Linked DNA regions of Homo sapiens: region 2 is linked to region 1. The links are chromatin loops, found by intact Hi-C in ENCODE. Cell type or tissue: psoas muscle. All regions are shown on one strand. Links, peaks and the distances in the headings refer to the core of each region. The heading gives the core; the rest is flanking DNA.

Region 1 (10,295 bases), core at 1,044-9,043:
TCTACCTCCCAGGATCAACTGATCCTCACACTTTAGCCTCCTGAGTAGCTGGGACTACAGGAGCCCACCACCGTGCCCGGCTAATTTTTGTATTTTTTGGTAAAGATGGGGTTTTGCCATGTTGCCTAGGCTGGTCATGAACTACTAGCCTCAAGCAATCCACCCACCTTGGCCTCCCAAAGTGCTGGTACTACAGGTGTGAGCCACCGTGCCCGGATGAGTACCCAATTTCAAACTCAAATCAAATTCCATCCTCAAGACTTCCTGCTATTAATACAGAACACTTTCCATTATGCAGATTATCAATTTAAATACAGTTTACATTTACTGTGCTCAGAAGTCCATTTCAATATTATTTGATGATATATATCTAATAACTAGTTATTACATAACTAGATAGTTATAGTTAACTCTTTCCACAACACTCAACTCTTAGGTCTTTTTCCCCACCTTCCCCTTCTCTTCTCTTCAATGTAATGCCTAGTAGAGACAGATTCTCTACAATAAAATATGATCAGTTTCTTCAAGAGAAGAAACTGCAATAAATGTTCTTTCTCCCTATCATGTAAAGTAGTGTAAGGTTTATTCTTATTTAAGTTTAATTTTCTATTTCAATCCAATGCCATGTTAAAAACTTACATTAATGGAATTATAAGAAACAAAGGCTAAAATGTACCAATACTTTCTCAGGAGACAAGTGTTTGACGAAACAAAACAAAAGGGGAAAACCCTCTAGTCTTAGGATACTATTGCTTTAAACTTGGTATCAGCCAGGTATTTCTTTGGTCTAACCCTGAAAAAGTACAAATTACACACATCCCCACACTTTCAAAATATGCCAAAGAATTATTTATTAACACAAGACTTACAGATCACAAAAGAGAGTGATACAGAAGAGCTGGAAAAGAAGTCATCAGAATAAGCATGCAGATCAGTATTTGCAGAGGAATATACTAAAGTAAATTTGAAGGCACATTCACACAGAAAATGTCTAAATTGAAAAAAAGACATCAGAAAAGCAGCCAAAAAAAAAAAAAGGTGCTAATTAAAATACAAAGATTTTCAATGTCAAAGAAGAGCTACTTTACAGATAGGTAGGTAGGTAGCTACAGAAGTCTTGCTAACCCTTTGAAAATGTCACAGATGAGGGTCAGCTCTTGCTGCCAATAAAACCATATGATTTTAATGACTGCACGTCAAGATGCTTCAGTGCCGCAGATTAAATTTAGTCAGGGGGAAAAAACAGCCTAGTTGAAATTATATGCAGCAAGGCCTCAAAGGGTTAAATGTAATAATACGCAGAGAAATCAGGCAATGTTATCAGTATTATCTACCTTCCATACAAATGATTATAGCAAGAGTTAAAAGAGACAGTATCCCCTTCAGAGTTAAGTTAGGGCTTCTAAACAGGATTAAGGTCCGCAGATAGCAATCTACCAGGTTTTATTCTCTCTTCATCAGCTCACTTCTTATTTCTCCAACAAGAAGTACCTTTAACCCTCAAACTAAGAGAGCAAGAGATACTGTGGTGAACATGAGGATAAAATAAAACTACATTACTTTGAATAAGTCCTTGCCATTTACCCTCTACAATACATTGATGCAGCAATTTTGCACAACAGCAATATAGCGCATTGGTCAGACATCAACCCCTTTTAACAACCGCTCTAAAGGGATACTGCTCCTTTCTGACAGGAGGTTTACAGATCAATGGGAGGAAACAATCTGCTTTTAAGAATATCCTCCAACTGAAGAGTTAGCTTGAACATTACAGGCTCCAAGCTGAGGATGTTCCAAACATACATAAAAGAACATGAGCACAGAAGATTATTTTAACAGGTCAGTAAGAACAAGCTTGGTCAAAAAAACCAACCTCCAAATAAAATGGGGGAAAAAAAAAGACACCCCAAACCCGGATTAGCCTCATTTCATAAAGACATCTACCTTGGCACTGTGAAAGAATATAGATTCACTTTCAGAAAAATAGTTTCTAATTAATAACTTCAGAGTCCAAAAGGCTAGTATACATGTTATGAGATTTTTAAATAAAAATCCAATATTGTTCAGAAAACAGAGCACTTTGCAACCAACTGCTGTGGTTCAAGCAGCTCATAAAAAAAAAAAACCAACAAAACAAAACCCACAATCACTCTATCAAACAAACAGCAGCAAAAAAATAAGAAAATTTCTGAGGAAAAGTACAAAAAAAAAAAAAAAGACAGAAAGTAGACAGTCAAGGGCACAGGAGCTCTTCAGACCGCCCACTGCATTTGAAAAATACCTTAGCAAGTAGCAACATGAAACATGCAATGTCTCTGCTAACTTGCTCCTGATTCAGCAGCCTGTTTAGCAATACCTACAACATTTCCATAACCAAAGGATGGATGCAATTTTGTTTTCCGACTTGCCAATTTGACATATGCAAAAGCTATAGGACTTTACAATTTCTGCCTGAATCTGTAAACTTGGAAGTGTCTCACGTGTCCCCCCTAGTTAGACAAAACCAAATCCTTCATATGCATAATACATTTTCTAGAATAATACAGTGATACTGAGATATTTCTCATTATTAAAAGGCCACAAAATAGGTTTATCTTTCTATATACATATCAAAAAACAAAACAAAAGAAAAACCAGGACACTTGGGAATCTAGTTTTTATGACAGAAGTTGAACTAGAGAGTAAATTGCTACATGTAAATCTACACAGAATTTAAAGAGGGCTCCCTAATAAGATGTTTTCAAACATTTTATCAGAAAGTTAGCAGTTACCCTATCCTAGCATCTACAGATTTGTTACAACTTAATATTTCCAGTAATAGAGTTAACACTGAAAACAGCTCCTGGATTCCACTGACAACACACACCCTCCTCTTTGCCAGGCCCTGACATACAGAACATTCATATATAAACTCTTTCCCTCTTCTTCTCTTAAAAGGATGTGGCAAACTGCACTACAAGTGGTTAGAAATTTTTACTTTCTTGACCTAACAAGAGTTAATTTCTGTAAATCAAACAGAATACTATACTGGCAGTTGCTGTGTATACCCAAGAGAAGAAAAAAGGAGAGGGAAACACTGATTTTACTCACAGAAATGAAGGAACACTGCCGGCACTGCAAAGGTCTTTATCAAATTTCTGGCAATGTGAGGTTCACTTAGCAGTGACTTTTTATGTGCCTCTAACACCAAGCTGGTGCTAGATTTCAAAAATAAAAATATCTTAGCTACCCAATCTAAGTTCCACAGTAGCCATAGTATCCATATCAAGTATCCATAGAATCAAATTTAACACTGCTTTAAGGAGACTGGCAATAAAGAGGTTGATTATTAGAGATTCATAAAGCTAAAGGGCCAGAGCCTTACTCATGTAAATCAACACCCGCAGAATCATCTTTGAAATCTACAACACCATCACCAGAGCAATCTCACCAATTCCTCACCTGCAGCAGGAGGATGCTGGCCACTAACTGTTGGTAAATCCAAAGAGCTATCAGACATGACATGCTTAAGATCTCCTCCCACATCAGCCAATTTCATGTCAAACTGAACAGAGAGTGCATCTTCAGAGTCCTCCTTGCCAACACTGCTGCCACCAATGGAAGGGAGATCTAAGGACTTCACTGATGCAGAGTCTTCTTTGGTGTGTCTGAAAGCCACTGCTTTCTCTCCCAGGGATTTGTCCGAGTTTATGGAAGAAAATTTACTGGAGTGGAAGTCAGCAAAATCATCATCACTTTTTCCTGAAGGAGTGTTATCTTTCAGGTCTTCAACACCTAGTCCAGACCCTTCCAGAGAAAGTTGTCTGAAGACATCGTACTTGGTAGACGCAGCAGTCGAGTTTTGTCCACCCTTCACTGTGCTGCCCACGTTGCTGGTTAGAGGAACAGGACTGGCTTCCTCTTTAAGGGCATCATATTTGTCATCCGGCTTTTGCTCAGATGAAATAGAGCTATTACTGAAAGCCATAAAATCTGCAAAGTCATCCTGCTCCCCAACAGGTGCTAGACCAGAATATTCCCCAAAAAGGCTGAATTCTCCAAAATCATCAGCCAAACTAGAAGTTTTTGTTGCTGCCAATGCTGTCATAGTAGCAGCAGAACCTGTTGACTGTGGTGTAGAAACTGATTTTGATGTGCTAAACACAGCTGAAAAAGACAATGGTTTCTCGCTGCTGCAATTAACTGAGGAAAACATATCTAGGTCTGCTAAGTTCAGAGGGTTTTTCACTTGTGTTTGTTGTTTCTGTTGTATAGTTCCTGAGGGGAAGGATGGTGGAAAAGTTTTGTCTTTTGTTGGTGGCTCTAGTGGTGATACACTATCGGCTGTTTTAAAATCGGTGAAACCATCATCAGTTCCTGCAGATCTGAATTCTGCAAAGCTTTCTCCTGAAAGAAAAAATACCACCAAACAAATGGGAATGCTGAACTGAAAACCATATAATACACAGTATATTAAACTGCAAGCATAATTTTACTGACTTTTCTCCACTGACTTGACATTACTTAATAATGTTTACATACTTTAAACCCTATCGAACTACACATTTATTTCCACACTGAAGTCTAGTGATACTGAAATAAATAGAAATCGAACTGAAAGTACCTGACGGTACCATTTTCATTTGCTCATGCTTTTAGTGTGGGATCTCTCTTAGCTCTAGATCCTACAACTGGCTAAAAGTACTCCTCTCAAGACTTTTTGTTCCCACAGCTAGCCAGCCAAGCAGACAATACAATAAGAAATAGGGCTAGAGGTTCTTGAAGAGAGGCATATTAAAACAGTGGCCCTTTAAAGATAAACATGTTACCCATTAAAAAAATCAGAGGTACCAATAAAGTATTATGAAAAATCCTACATCTAATATTCAGGATGTACAACACTTGGTTTAGCCAGGCACTTTAAGAATAACATTAGATACTATGTGGTCTTGCTCAAGTAAATGAAGGCATTAATTTGAAGGGAACTTTGATGAAAATTTTTGAAAAGGTATCTATTTATTTGCAAAGCATTCTAGGTGGGGCACATTGTAAAGCAGCTCCTCCCTATAGTCTCTAATAAGCTGAATCTCACAGAAAAAAAGTCCTTGAGCACTTGAGCTTTTCTAGAAATCAGCTGTCTCACTGTATCAATGAGCACTTATTTTTATTTATTAAAATTCAAAAGGATTTGAATAAATACCAACTCTATTATATAAAGTTTTAGAGGGTATGACTTAGACTTTAGTTTACATTATGCTACTCTGAGGATGGGGTAACTGACGGAATTGTTTATTTATTTATTTATTTTTTAAATAAAATTTCTTTTGCCCATGACACAGCTCTCAAGAGATCCTGAGAAACATGTGTCTCAGATTTGTTTATTTTTATATTCTGGTTAAATAGAGTGGGTACTTATGTACTTCTCATAAATAATTAAACAGACTCAGTTAAGACATTGATAAAAATTTAGGCCTATGATTCTTTTTTTTTTGAGACAGAGTTTCATTATTGTCGCCCAGGCTGGAGTACAATGGTGTGATCTCAGTTCACTGCAACCTCCACCTCCCAGGTTCAAGCGATTCTCCTGCCTCAGCCTCCCAAGTAGCTGGGATTACAGGCACCTGCCACCACGCCCGGCTAATTTTTGTATTTTTAGTAGAGACGGGGTTTCACCACGTCACGTAGGCTGGTTTTGAACTCCTGACCTCGGCTGATCCACCTGCCTCGGCCTCCCAAAGTGCTGGGATTACAGGCGTGAGCTACAGCACCCGGCCCAAGGCCTGTGATTCTTAAAAGGTTTCTATATTCTTTATTATCATAGTAATGTTATCATCACTCAGGTACAGCATCAGGATACAGATGATCTCAGTTTTCTAATAGCATCTGAAGGTCTACCATAAAATCCACTAGGCTATACCAGGTAATAAAAACCAGAGATAAACCAAATGTAAATATAGTTATGCCAAGGCCGAACACAGTGGCTCACACCTGTAATCCCAGCACTTTGGAAGACCAAGGAGGGTGTATCACTTGAGGCCAGGAGGAGTTCAAGACAAGCCTGGCCAACATGGAGAAATCCCATCTCTACTTAAAATACAGAAAAATTAGCTGGGCATGGAGGCACATGCCTGTAATCCCAGCTACTCGGGAGGCTGAGGCACAAGAATTGTTTGAACCTGGGAGGCGGAGCTTGCAGTGAGCCAAGATCCCACCGCTGCACTCCAGCCTGGGGGACAGAGAGAGATTCTGTCTCAAAAATAAAAATAAAAAAACAAATAAATATAGCTATACCAACCAACATCATTTATTATTTTAAAAAATGACTGCCATTTCTGGAGATTAAAATTAAGTAAATTAAAATATAAGCTTTAATTTCCTCACCCATTTTTAAAAATTACATTTTCCCCTAAAAATGACATATAAGAGCATATCAATAATAAAAATGTATTGAGAACCAAAATCCAATTCTTAAATTGGCATATAAAATAATGCAGGCTTAAAATATACTGTGCTTGGGCCAGGCACGGTGGCTCACGACTGTAATCCCTGCACTTTGGAAGGCCAAGGCGGGTGGGTCACCTGAGGTCTGGAGTTTGAGACCAGCCTGGCCAACATAGTGAAACCCCATCTCTACTAAAAATACAAAAAATTAGCTGGGTGTGGTGGCAGGTGCCTGTAATCCTAGCTACTTGGGAGGCTGAGGCAGGAGAATCGCTTGAACCCTGGAGACAGAGGTTGCAGTGAGCCGAGATTGTGCCATTGCACTCCAGCCTGGGCAACAAGAGCAAAACTCCGTATCAAAATAAATAAATAAATAAAATAAAAATAAAAATAAATTTAAAAAATAAAATATACTGTGCTTGTAACAAGATATGTACTTGGATATAGCAGATGAAAAAAAAAAAGCACCAAAAACAATACAAGCTAATTTTTCCTCCTAACCTGAGATAGTTAACCAATTCACCAGCATAATTCATCAACACCAAGGAATTCATCTAATAAGAGAGGAACAGCATTCAGATTTCCTGTAATTTATATTTGTAAGACATACCACTAGTAAAACTCAAGTCAATTTCACAAACTGACAGAAGATGTAAAACTTTTAAAAATCACCCTAGAATTTTAGATTAGTAGTATCACTGATTATACTTGTATTATTTCTGAAAATGTAGAGGTGATAAGCGGCCATTTTTATCACAGCCTAAATTTTTAATGTGTTGCTTTGAAATATCTGTGAAATTGACAAGTATTGCTTTGTTTGTTTGTTTGTTTTAATCACCACAGCAAACTACACTTACTGATGAATTGTAAACTTTTCCATTGGAAATGTAAGCTGGGTGAAAGGGCTAAAAGGAAATAAAAGCGGGTGAGTTTACAAAGGGAATTTGTTGGCAAATAAATTAGTCACAGTCAATGGAAGCTTGTCTATCAGAAGGCATATTAAGCATATTATTTCATGGTTAGATTTTTGGTTAATGTCTACATACTTGTAAGTTTCCCTCTCCGTCACTTTTTAGACTCCAAAAAATCTCAAAAGGGACCACTTTTTTGCTAAAATTTCAATAAAAATGTGTCATTTCTTTATACAGAACATTTCCTCATTTACTTTAATTTATGGCTTAAACTCTGGAGATGGAAAAAAGGAAACATTATTAAACTCTGTCATTCAGTAACCTAAGAAACCCACAGCTCTGAACAACACAATACTATAAGATTCTTCATAAATTCTAAGATACTAACGTACTTTGACGAAGTCAAGCCAATGTATTTTTTGAGTATAAAAAATATATCACACCATTTAGGAAAATAAAATCTATTCTCCTAAAATGAACAAAGTTGGCAACTCTACTTGGAAAACCTTAGAATTAAAGTTAAGATAGGAATGAAAGCAAGTAAATGAAAATAACAACAATCTGGAACTTTGTTTAAAAAGTACTGAAATGTGGCTGGCCATGGTGGCTCACACTTGTAATCCCAGCATTTTGGGAGGCTGAGCTGGAAAGATTGCTTGAGGCCAGGAGTTCAAGACTAGCCTGGGCAACACAGCAAGACCCCACTGTGGTGATGCACATCTACAGTACCAGCCACTTGGGACGGAGGCTGAGGCTGCTTGAGTCCAGGAGTTGGAAGCTGCTGTGAGCTATGACTGCGCCACTGCACTCCAGGCTGGATGACAGAGCAATACACTGTCTCTCAGAAAAAAAAAAAGGTATTGAAAAGGCAGGACTAAGGTACTGCTTACATTTTGGTGACACCACTGTCTTTTCCTATTGTCTATTACGGGAATACACATTATGGTCATTAATACCATATTACACAAGAATCCTCATGTTAAACCATGTGCTCTTTACTCCAAACTTATCTTGGCCCAAGTGTTGATGAAAGCATTGCTAGGTGTAAATAAAAACCTAACAAGTCAAAAGATCCCCTCAGGTTTATCTCTGTTACTCCCACTGTGTATCTGATACAGGCACTGAGGAAGAAATGGCTATTACATTCTAAAAGCTTGGATAAAACACAAGAAAATATTTCTAGAACCTAACAGTTATATGGGGCTGAATATTCTTATAAGAGGTGGGCTTTCCTTCTTTAAAGATGATTAAGCAATACAGTTTCTACCATACCTACCTACCTTCTCTCCCCTACCCCTAGCAGAAGAGTAGAAATAAAAGATTGCTGAAGGATGTCCCAAGTTTGAGCATTCAATACGTAAAGATAGAATGTGGTATTGTTCCCAGAAGGAAATTCTCATTAGAGTATACACATTTCATAGCATGCATAGTTAAGCTTTGCAGAACATAATTTGACCTATGGGTTATCTAAACCCTACCCATCATGTTTACAGTAGGATTTAACCACAAACATAACTTTCAGTTTTTACATATATGACTCCCAAATGATCATTTTATATTCCCTTGTACTCTAAGTCTTACTATCGGAGATGGTAACCACATGGGCACATAAATCCCTCTCTCTTCATCTTTCTCATTAAATTATAGCCAATCTTGAAAATCTTGTAAAGTGGTGATTGAGTTTAACACAAGCAAAGTATAGTAACTGATCACTCATTCTTACTGGATTAGTGCGCAGATGATTGAACACTGGCGTCTTGACGTCTGTATCCTTGAACATACTAAGTGAGCATTGTTTGGTTACTGCTTCTGTTTGAAATGATCCTGTGTCTTGGTTGTGGCCCGAGCTTTGAACTGCTACTTGCCATTCCCTTTCCTTCACAGAGCTCTCACCATTCTAACATGAAGGATTTGGTAAAATACGAGTTCGGTTGAGTCCTGCTTACTCCCACTTGGTCATCTTTGTAGGAATCCAATGTTTCATTGGTTTGTTTTTAAATTATTTTTAGCTGATGTTCATGAAGAAAAGTGAGTACCTATAACCATGCTACTAATGAAGGAAAATCCTAGCTAAGAAGGTATATTTCTGTATGAGAGCTGTGTCCTACCATCCTTTGGGCTCTCTGCTGGAAGAGTAGAATCAAATCTTATATAATGCCTTTTTAATTGTACGCTCTAGTATTATAGATGTAAGACAGTACTGTAATACACCTCTGTGAATGTATCTTGTACCTGCTTTGTGATATGTAGCAGTGACTATGCCTTAATCAAGTCATTTTTAATAATGTTATTCTAGAATATTTTCTTTCTAGATCATGAGTGAAAGGCTAAAAAAAACCAAATAATAATGGTACCAAGTACCGCAACAACAATAGAAAAAAAAATCTTGAAAAGAAAAAGACTGGCCAAGTGTGGTGGCTCACGCCTGTAATCCCAGCACTGTGGGAGGCCGAGGCGGGCAGATCACCTGAGGTCAGGAGTTTCAGACCAGCCTGGCCAACATGGTGAAACCCCGTTTCTACTAAAAATATGAAAATTAGTCAGGCATGGTGGCAGGTACCTGTAACACCAGCTACTTGAGAGTCTGAGAAAGAAGAATCGCTTGAACCCAAGAGGTGGAGGTTGCAGTGAGCCAAGATCATGCCATTGCACTCTAGCCTGGTTGACAAAAATAAAACTCTGTTTCAAAAAAAAAAGACTAGTTGCTGCCTTTACAGTCCGCAGATTGCTGTACTGCTAATACTTCAAGCAGTGTAGTTTGAGTATTAGCAGTACATTGTTGAGCAGTGTAATAAATCAGAGTAACCATGGCTCTCATTTGACAAGGGAATTTAACTTGTCATGCAAGCTTCCCGTGAAAGGGAATGTCCTATCTTCAGAGGAAACTACACTGATTTGGAATTTGCCCTGAATTTTATTTTATTTTTACTGTGACCAGGCTGGGGTACAGTGGCACAATCATGG
Region 2 (10,295 bases), core at 1,532-9,531, 110 kb before region 1:
TTGCTTACCATTCTCTCTAAAATAGTCTAAACCTCTCTGTCCTCCTTCCCTCTTAACAAAGAACATAAAAAAGACATAGCTTCTCTATCCGCTGTGGGTAAGGCACTAAGTTTGGCAGTGAGTGGGCTAGAGCTAAGAATTATGAGATGCATCCTGTCTTCAGAAAGCTTATAGTTTAGCAGGGGACTTAAAAATACAAGTGATTGAAGTACACAAAACAGCACAGTGATGCCTTAGGGGAGGTCAAGTGAAATGCTGTGAAAAAGAGACCTTGAGGAAAGGACTTCCACCTGTACCTCTCCATTACCTTGGCTCAAGTCAGGGATTTTTTTTTATTGAGACAGTCTCACTTTATCACCCAGGCTGAAATGCAGTGGTGTGATCACAGTCACTATAACCCCGAACTCCTGGGCTCAAGGGATCTTCCCTCCTCAGACTCCCAAGTAGTTGGAACAACAGGTGTGCGCCACCATACTCAGCTAATTTTTAAATTTTATTATTATTATTATTATTTGGAAACAGGATCTTGCTCTGTCGCCCAGGGTGGAGTACAGGGGCATGAGCTTGACTCATTTCAGCTTCAACCTTCCAGGCTCAAGTGATCCTCCCAGCTCAGGCTCCCGAGTAGCTGGGACTACCGGCGTGTGCAACCACCCCTGGCTAATCTTTGTATTTTTTGTTGAGATAGGATTTTACTGTGTTGCCCAGGCTGGTCTCGAACTCCTGAGTTCAAGCCATCCTCCCACCTTGGCCTCCCAAAGTGCTGGAATAACAGATGTGCCCCACCATGCCTGGCCAGATTCTTAAGCAAGTTTCTTAATTATTTTGGGCCTCATTTTTCCTTCTTTGAAATTGAGATAGTAACAATATCCATACCACAAATTTGATACTAGGTTTAACTTAAATTCTGTTGTGAATGTTTCTAGCTCAGTGTCTGGCATCTCATAGCAGCTCTAGTAAAGAAATGTTTATGTTAAGTGTTTGGTAAACCGTAAAATATTAGGCAAAATAAAACTATATTTCTGTATATTTTGAATGTTCTGAAGTCACTTCTTATTATTTACAGCAATTATTTCTGTAGGGCCTAGCTCACAGGAAAATTTACAAATTTTCCAGTCATCTTTATTTATTTATTTATTTATTTATTTATTTATTTATTATTTTTTTTTTTTTTTGAGATGGAGTTTCGCTCTTGTTGCCCAGACTGGAGTGCAATGGCGTGATCTCTGCTCACTGCAACCTTTGCCTCCTGGGTTCAAGCAATTCTCCTGCCTCAGCCTCCCAAGTAGCTGGGATTACAGGCATGCATGCACCACCACGCCTGGCTAATTTTGTATTTTTAGTAGAGACAGGGTTTCTCCATGTTGATCAGGCTGGTCTCTAACTCCCAACCTCAGGTGATCCACCTACCTCCCAAAGTGCTGGGATTACAGGTGTGAGCCACTGCGCCTGGCCTCAGTCATCTTTCTTTAAGTGGAAAAGAAAGGACTTTTTAGTCATTATTTCTGTGTTTTAGACTAGCAAGATATGGAACACCAGATTACACCAATCTAGGCTTATATTTATGTCATTTTTCTGCTGATATCTTTTTGATATCAATTTGGAAATATGAGAGTATATTATATGGATGTGACTTAAAATATGAAAAGAGCAAATGATGCTTTTAGTATTATGTGTAAATACAAGTACCACTTCTCTCTTTTTCCCACAATCCTCTAGGCAGGATGTAGCCAATCAAATGTGCACCAAGACCAAGGAGGAGTGTGAGAAGCACTATATGAAGCATTTCATCAATAACCCTCTGTTTGCATCTACCCTGCTGAACCTGAAACAAGCAGAGGAAGCAAAAACTGCTGACACAGCCATTCCATTTCACTGTAAGTGCCTCCCTATCTTGATAAGATATACTTAGCTCATCCTTGGGCCCTGTTTCAGTAGCAGATAAAGAGTGATTTGATGACTTGGACAGCTAATGATATCACGGAAGATAGGAGGAGTTAGTATGGCAGCTATTGAGAGTCAGGATCGACCCAGCATGGTGGCTTGTGCCTGTAATCCCAGCACCTTGGGAGGCTGAGGCGGGTAAATCACTTGAGGCCAGGAGTTCAAGACCAGCCTGGCCAACATGGCGAAACCCTGTCTCAACTAAAAGTATAAAGATTAGCTGGACGTGGTGGCAGACACCTGTAATCCCAGCTACTGGGGAGGCCAAGGCAGGAGAATCACTTGAACCGGGTAGGCGGAGATTGCAGTGAGCCAAGATCACATCACTGCACTCCAACCTGGGTGACAGAGTGAGACTTCATCTCTTAAAAAAAAAAAAAAAAAGAGTCAGGATTATAATGTGGCAAAGAAGGAACATACTCTAAGGGTCAGAGTTCTATACAGGACATCAAGGTGCTTGAAGCCAATGTGTAGTTCCACCTACCTTGAGTCCTTTGAACATATCAGTTAACTTAGTGCTTTCCTTTGTAAAATAAGATGTCAAAAAGGGAAAACCTTTTCTATGCTATTATGAGTGCAAGTTTTTTTTCAATCCCTTTGGAGAGCTTATGATTATACATATGAGTTGCTTAGAGAATACAGTATTTGACTCATTATTATTAATTGCCTTGGTGTCAAGCCCAAGAATCAGTTTGTTATTTTTGTTCGCTTGGTTGTGTCAGTGATGGCGAACTTTTTAATCTCATGTGCGTGTGGGACCAGTGGGTCTCTTAATAAAATATAACCAAAAACATGATGAATTATAAATGACCATCTTTCCTGAATGACTCTCAGGGTACAAGTAATGAGATATGAATGTTTTCACTTCCCTTTTCTCTTTCCTCATACTCTCTAGAAACAGTTTTATAGCTGACTAACTTAAAGGCTGGTAATACCTCCTTTTTTTTTTTTTTTGGAGACAGAGTCTCGCTGTGTCTCCCAGGCTGGAGTGCAGTGGCACAACCTCGGCTTACTGCAACCTCCACCTCCAGGGTTCAAACGATTCTCGTGCCTCAGCCTCCTGAGTAGCTGGTACCACAGGTGCATGCCACCACACCTGGCTAATTTTTTGTATTTTTAGTAGAGAAAAGGTTTTGCTGTGTTGGCGAGGCTGGTCTCGAACTCCTGACCTTATGATCTGCCCGCCTCGGCCTCCCAAAGTGTTGGGATTACAGGTGTGAGCCACCGTGCCTGGTTGATACCTCCTATTTGGATAGCACTTTGGTGTTAGCACTTTGTTCTCAAATCCATTAGACCATTTGTTTCCTAACAGCAACCCAGTGAGATAGGCAGAGCAAGTGCTTTTGTTTTACATTCGAGAAGACCGATGCAGACAGGTTAGTTTGTGCAGGGTCATGGGACTAGTGTGTGTTGGAGCTAGGACTTAATTTCAGCTAACTTCCAATTCCAGTGTTTGTTTTTTTCCCGTCTTTTTTTTTTTTTTTTTTTTTTGCCTCTCAGTTGGATGAGTTTTGTAAATTGAAGTTCATCCTAAGGGATAAGGGAGCCGAAGCCAACGGTAAATATTTAGGTTCTGTAATATTAAAGGAAAAAAGTCATGATTTCCTTTCATTTTAGGAAAGCAGAAATCAGAAGAAATTTCCCCATATTTACTTAAAGGATTGCCTGAGTCTTGGTTTTTCTTTTTAAAAAACCTGTTTTCATAATACTTTATCTTTTTCACATTTCCTTTTATAAAAACCATTTTAAATTTTATTTATTCTTGGACTATTATGTCATTTTTTTCATGCCAATATTGTATTAGTTAACTCAGAAACCTTCTAAATTCTTCCAGCTACAGATGACCCTCCCCGACCTACCTTTGACTCCTTGCTTTCTCGGGACATGGCCGGGTACATGCCAGCTCGAGCAGATTTCATTGAGGTAGGATAAATGTGTTTTTAGCACAAAGTAGGAAAAATTCATTTTTGTTTCTCATGAGCCTTCTGTCTCACCCATAGATTCCATACCACTAAAAGGAGATTTTTCAAGGCACTATAATTTGTAGGACCTTTAGGCAGCCACATTTTCTTAGGTTTGAGTGCCTTTTCTCATTTGTAAACATTTTCACATATGGAACAGTAAAAATTCTTTAAACAAACAACCTATTTCTGGCCAGGCTCAGTGGCTTACACCTGTAATCCCAGCACTTTGGGAGCTGAGAATGGAGGATCGCTTGAGTCCAGGTGTTCGAGACTAGCCTGGGCAACGTAGTGAGACCCTGTCTCTACAAAAAATAAAAAATTAGCTGGGTGTGGTGGTGCATGCCTGTAGTCCCAACTACTTGGCAGGCTGATATGGGAGGATCACTTGAGCCTGGGAGGTTAAGGCTGTAGCGAGTGGTGATCATTCCACTAAACTGCACCCTAGACAACAGAGTAAGACCCTGTCTCCAAAAAACAAAAAAACCCCAGCAAACCCACCTCTTAAGTTGCATCAGTGCTGGCTTCCACTTCCTTAGGTATGAAATTCCTATAGTCTGGTTCTTTTTTTTTTTTTTTGAGACAGAGTTTTTGCTCTTGTTGCCCAGGCTGGAGTGCAATGGCATGGTCTTGGCCCATTGCAACCTCCACTTCCTGGGTTCAAGCGATTCTCCTGTCTCAGCCTCCCAAGTAGCTGAGACTACAGGTTCCTGCCACCATGCCTGGCTAATTTTTGTATTTTTAGTAGAGATAGGGTTTCACCATGTTGGCCAGGCTGGTCTCAAACTCCTGACCTCAGGCAATCCACCAGCCTCGGCCTCCCAAAGTGCTAGGATTACAGGCGTGAGCCACTGCACCTGGCTTGTAGTCTGGTTCTTATTGTACATCTAGGGGCTTTCAAGATTGTACTGTATCAGGGGTTGACAAACTTATTCTATTAAAGGCCAGATAGTAAATATTTTAGGTTTAGTATGCTATAAAGTTTCTATTGTAACTATACTTTGTCATTATTGTGCTAAAGCAGCATGGGATAATATAAGAATAAATGAATACGCCTGTGTTCCAGTAAAACTTTATGTACAAAAACAGACAGTAGGCTGAATAGTAGTTTACTGATTCCTGTACTATATCCACAAGTATATAAAGAATGATGAATGTGTATAAAAACTATATGTTCCTTGCTCAGCTATGGAATTAAAAGACATGTGAATGTAGCCACAAGTCTCTTGATTTATCATCTAATTCACAACTTGAAAGATAGTTTGGCCAAATGCGGTAGCTTACACCTGTAAATCCCAGCACTTTGGGAGGCTGAGGCAGGCGGATTGCTTGAGCTCAGGAGTTTGAGACCAGCCTGGGCAACATGGCAAAACGCTGTTTCTTCAACAACAACAACAAAAAAAACCCGAAACCAAAAATTAACTTGAGTGTGATGGCACATGCCTGTAGACCCAGCTGCTTGAGAGGCTGAGGCAAGAGGATCACTTGAGCCTGGGGGTTCGAGGCTGCAGTGAGCCAAGATCACACCACTGCACTCCAGCCTGAGTGACAGAGTAAGACCCTGTTTCCAAAAAAAAAAAAAAAAGAATGAATTGACTTTATTTATTTATTTCAGAGACAGGCTCTTGCTCTGTTTCCCAGGCAGTCTTGAACTCCTGGTCTCAAGTGATTTTTCCACCTAAATCTCCTGAGTAGCTGGGATTATAGGTGCATGCTACTGTGCCCAGCTCAGACTAATTTTAGTTTTTAGAGCAGTATGTTTAGCTTCATTCCTAAACTCATAACTATTCCAATTTTTTGTTGTCACTACTGCTTGTAAGCCTCTTAGATTTTTCCCATGACTTCCTATTACCTGTGCCAGTATTGTGGCCTTTTGCCATATTTAGACTTTTTAAACAACTGTTTGCTTGTGTTTTTTCTGTTTACTTCTAAAGCATGGCTGCTGTAAAGACACTAATCAAAGCCGATGGGTTTGGGGTGGGGATTTTTTTGTTCCCCTAAACAGGAATTTGACAATTATGCAGAATGGGACTTGAGAGACATTGATTTTGTTGAAGATGACTCGGACATTTTACATGGTAACAGTTTATTTTGTCAAATGTTTATCGAGCGCCAACTGTGTGATGACACTGTCTTGGGTGCTAGGAATTGAAGGATGAATAGAACATGTCCCCTGCCCTTATAGAATTCAGAAATCTAGTGGTTAAGTTGCTGAACTTACTGTGTTGTTGGATTTTGACCACAGTGAATAAGACTTGTGATGAGGGTAAAAATATTGATTATATAATAGTAGTAGGAAATATCTGTTGGACTGTGTGATTTTACTTTTATCTGAGGTAAATCTACACTAAGGTAATTGGTTAAATGGCCCTCACTTGCATTCTTAGAAGGAAGGGAATCAGTTTGAATTCTTGGGACTTCACTAGCAACTGCTATCACTAAATGTTCACTATATTTTGTTACCCGGAATTTCCCCTAGCAAGGAAAAAGAATGGAAATTCCTCAAGAGTTTTTAGGCCCAAATGGGGAATTTCTTGTTTCTCAGGACTGTTGAATTTTCAACACTGCTGGATTCTTTTTTATGTTTGTTTTTGAGACGGAGTCTCACTCTGTTACACAGGCTGGAGTGCAGTGGCGCGATCTTGGCTCACTGCAACCTCTGTCTCCCAGGTTCAAGGGATTCTCCTGCCTCAGCCTCCCAAGTAGCTGGGATTACAGGTGTTTGCCACCATGCCCAGCTAATTTTTGTTTTTTTATTAGAGATGGGGTTTCGCCATGTTGGCCAGGCTGGTCTGCAACTCCTAACCTCAAGTGATCTGCCCGCCTCAGCTTCCCAAAGTGCTGGGATTACAGGCGTGAACCACCACGCCTGCCCCAGCATTGCTGAATTCTAATCTTTGATTAGCCCTCTAAGGGTTTATGTTAACTCTTTTCCTAAAACTTATGTGGTGAATGCCAAAGAGCTGTTAAGAGTAGATAGTTAGACTTTGAGTCCCTTTTTTCCTTCTTTCCATTTTCAGTGAACTACATACTAATATATACTAATACTACATAATAATACCCAATACTTTTTTTTTAATTTTAGTTCAGAATTGAATATGATACAGTAGATCAGTAATTCTCTATTGGAATCTGTATTTCCCAAAGAGCATCTTCATGATTTCTGTTAAATTTACATCCCAGGCAGGAAAGACAAGTAGAGTATACTTGTTAAATTATAAATCAAGTTTTCATATTGCATGGACTGGTACACTGTCCCTAGAAGGGGAACTTGATTCTTTTCTCTCCATAGAAGAGCTGCCTGGATATTTGTTATACCAGATCTAAGATAAAGAAATAGTCTTCCTAAAAATTTTACCTTAAGAAATTTTTCTCTACACATTTCTTGAGCGGTGGGTTTTTTTTTGGGGGGGTTTTTTTTTTTTTTTTGGCAACATTTTATTCCTCCTTTTCTCCCACACAACTTTAAGGAAAGTCAAAGTGACGCAGATTGAACTAAAAGAGGAAAGCTTGAAAGCAAACTACTTTAGCATTAACTAAATCCATTGTATTTGTTCAGTCTTCCGTGTCAGTCTCGTCAATCCCAGTGACTCATGTTATCTTTTCTCACCTCTTGTGGTGTTCCCTTTGAAGGTAGTATGCAGACTGCCATTCATAGACACCAGCTTTAATTGAAATGGTATTGTTTTCTGGCTTGTATCTTTCTTATAGAATGCCAGACTACTCTGCACAAAAGGGGCAGCTTCATAAATATCATTCTTTTAGATTCTGCTCAAAAATACCAAATTTTTGGCTGGGCATGGTGGGTCACACCTATAATCCTAGCACTTTGGGAGGCCGAGGCTGGCTGATCACTTGAGGCCGAGAGTTCAAGACCAGCCTGGGCAACACAGTGAGACCCTGTCTCTAAAAAAAAAAACCTTTAAAACAAATTTTTAAAATATTATTATTGTTTTTCCTCCTCCTCCTCCCTGCTTTTTATTTTTACCTATATATTTATTTTTTACAGAATTTTAAAGTCAACATCTATAATGTTAATAATGGCTTGACTTGGTGAATCACTTCTCTAGAGCCTAATCCAAGGTCTTCATTCATACTTCTCAACATTATTAAGAAAACTATAGTAATGGTCGGTGTTTAATTTCATTCTTCATTCTTCATGGGAGTAGGACTTGCAGTTCCTTCTGGTTCACTTGGGGTCCTTTTTGTAATTAAGTGGGGATAAAAAGAAACAGAAGCAACTGATTGATCAGCAATTTATAGTTCAGTTAGCTTTTCAAACCCATAACATACTTTAGGTATTTGTACTCTCCCTGAAGTTTCTATAGCCCTGTAAATTATTGATTTTCATTTGAGCTATAACTGGAACTTATGTTATTAATCTTTATACATAGTTAGCTTTAACACAACATAAATAATAATTCTTTCCCTCTGCCCCATAGTAAACTGTAAGATGTTTAGATGAGTGCTTTTATTTTTTATTTTTTTTGTGACAGACTCTCACCTTGTTAGCCAGGCGGGAGCGCAGTAGCGTGATCTTGGCTCACTGCAACTTCTGCCTCCCAGGCTCAAGCGATTCTCGTGCCTCAGCCTCTGGCATAGCTGGGATTAGCGCCACCATGCCCAGCTAATTTTTATATTTTTAGTAGAGAGAGGGTTTTGCCATGTTTGCAAGGCTGGTCTCAAACTCTTGGCCTCAACTGATCTGCCCACCTCTGCCTCCCAAAGTGCTGGGATTACAGGGGTTAGCCACCGCGTCCGGCCCTAAATGAATGCTTTTAAAAAGATGATAACACTTCAGATTTGGGTATGGTTGGCTCACACCTGTAATCCTAACACTTTGGGAGGCCAAAGTGGGAGGATTTCTTGAGCCCAGGAATTCAAGGTCAGCCTAGACAACAAAGTGAGACCCCCCACCTCTAAAAAATAAAAAAGATGATAACAGTTTAAAGAAGCTTGTCAGCACTACAGACCAAAGGAATGACTTGCTCATGCCACAGAGAGGTATTTTGTTTACAGCTCTGAGTCTTTACAGCAGCTCCTGTGGCAGCATGACCATGTCCAGGAGCATATTGTCCCTGAGCTGTCACTCGCAGAACACTCAGTGAAGTGCACTAGGAGCCCATGGAAAGTCAGGAAGGAATGAAAAGGGGCTTTATAAGCACACCTGGAACAGTTAGAGGGGCACAGATTTTGTAGAAATCAGGACACTGATTCAGCCTCTGGCTTGCTTCTGAGTCATGGTATAATCATGAGTAAGTGCTTGGAATCTTGCTTGCTGTTTCTTTATGTCCTCTGCCATTAAAGAAGAGGTGACACTGATTAGTCAGAGTGTAAATGTCTCTAATGAAACATGGTACATAATTCAGATTTGTGTTGTTACCATTCCATTATACCATTATGCTCTTAATATTACTGAGCATTAACAACATTATTTTTATGGTTCCTCATTTAGAACTACTGGAAGGTTGCAGACTGTTTGGCTGGGTTTTGTATTTAGAACCTATCCAGAATATTGGCTGATGCCACCAAGACCTTTTCCTCACCCACACAAAGATTTTTGCCTTGAATCATGGAATTTGTTTAATAAATTTGGTTTGCATGGTTCATTATAGAGACCTGGGACACAATGGAGGGATAATTGTATTGCAGCCATACCAGAAGGCTTTCAGAATGTATTTCAAATGTATACTGCAAGTGAAGCAGTATCCAAGGAAAAATAAGGAAGTTCCGTGATCCCTAATTGGTACTTACTCATATTTTATTGAAATAAGCAGAAATGTTTGGTTCAGAAAGAGAGAGAGAGAAGACTCATATCTTAGAACTGTCTTGTCTCATGTATGTTGTGAGATCTCAATGCACATGCTTAGTGTAGTTCCTTCTTGCTGCCATCTCTTTCCCCATCTCCTTTCATTTGTAAAAATTCTTCCTAAATTTTTAGAGTACTCTTTCCCTGAGTTTCTCAGGATCCTAAAGTCCTGGTTGTAATGTCTTCCAAGTCATTGTTGCCCCATAACCCAGGCAAGCAAGAGATATGATGAGCTCCTCCTATGTGTTGGGTCTGTGTTTCCAGTACTTCTCAGGGTTGCACCTTAGTACAGTTCACAATTTCTTCTCCCTCTGTTCTGGAAAGGTAATTTTAGAAAGTTTTCTCTCCTAGGCTTGGATCTGTGGACCCCTTCACCTTTCACTGTATTTTTCAAATTGTATTTCTTTGGCACATATTATTAGCCTTTAAATCCTTTAACAATTAGTAGAGCAGAGGTCCAGCCTGGTCTCTGTATATTCACCTACTGGCAGTTCCTTTCACTTATAGTGATTTCACTGTTTTTTTTTTTTATTTTTTTTGAGACGGAGTCTCGCTCTATCGCCTAGGCTGGAGTGCAGTGG

Evidence for each region. A loop is a pair of places that touch in the nucleus more often than their neighbours do. Peaks named below come from ENCODE experiments on the same cell type or tissue, not always from the same donor. Only the 100,000 strongest peaks of a DNase experiment are listed, where the experiment ranks them.
Region 2: a loop joins it to region 1, with 1.9 times the contacts of the local background. A loop is called at or near these places in 2 of 110 quality-filtered maps.

Annotation. Positions count from the first base shown.
Region 1 is chr17:37,549,674-37,559,968 of GRCh38, forward strand. It overlaps SYNRG (synergin gamma), which reads right to left. Exons shown (of 22, transcript NM_007247.6): 14 at 3,442-4,386. Among named protein-coding and RNA genes, the nearest start is that of SYNRG, 55 kb to the right of the region's middle. In psoas muscle, for the core only: no CTCF peak of the experiment used is centred there; no DNase peak of the experiment used is centred there; H3K27ac peaks cover 891 bases.
Region 2 is chr17:37,438,786-37,449,080 of GRCh38, forward strand. It overlaps TADA2A (transcriptional adaptor 2A), which reads left to right. Exons shown (of 16, transcript NM_001166105.3): 6 at 1,720-1,877; 7 at 3,779-3,867; 8 at 5,911-5,983. Among named protein-coding and RNA genes, the nearest start is that of TADA2A, 37 kb to the left of the region's middle. In psoas muscle, for the core only: no CTCF peak of the experiment used is centred there; no DNase peak of the experiment used is centred there; H3K27ac peaks cover 958 bases.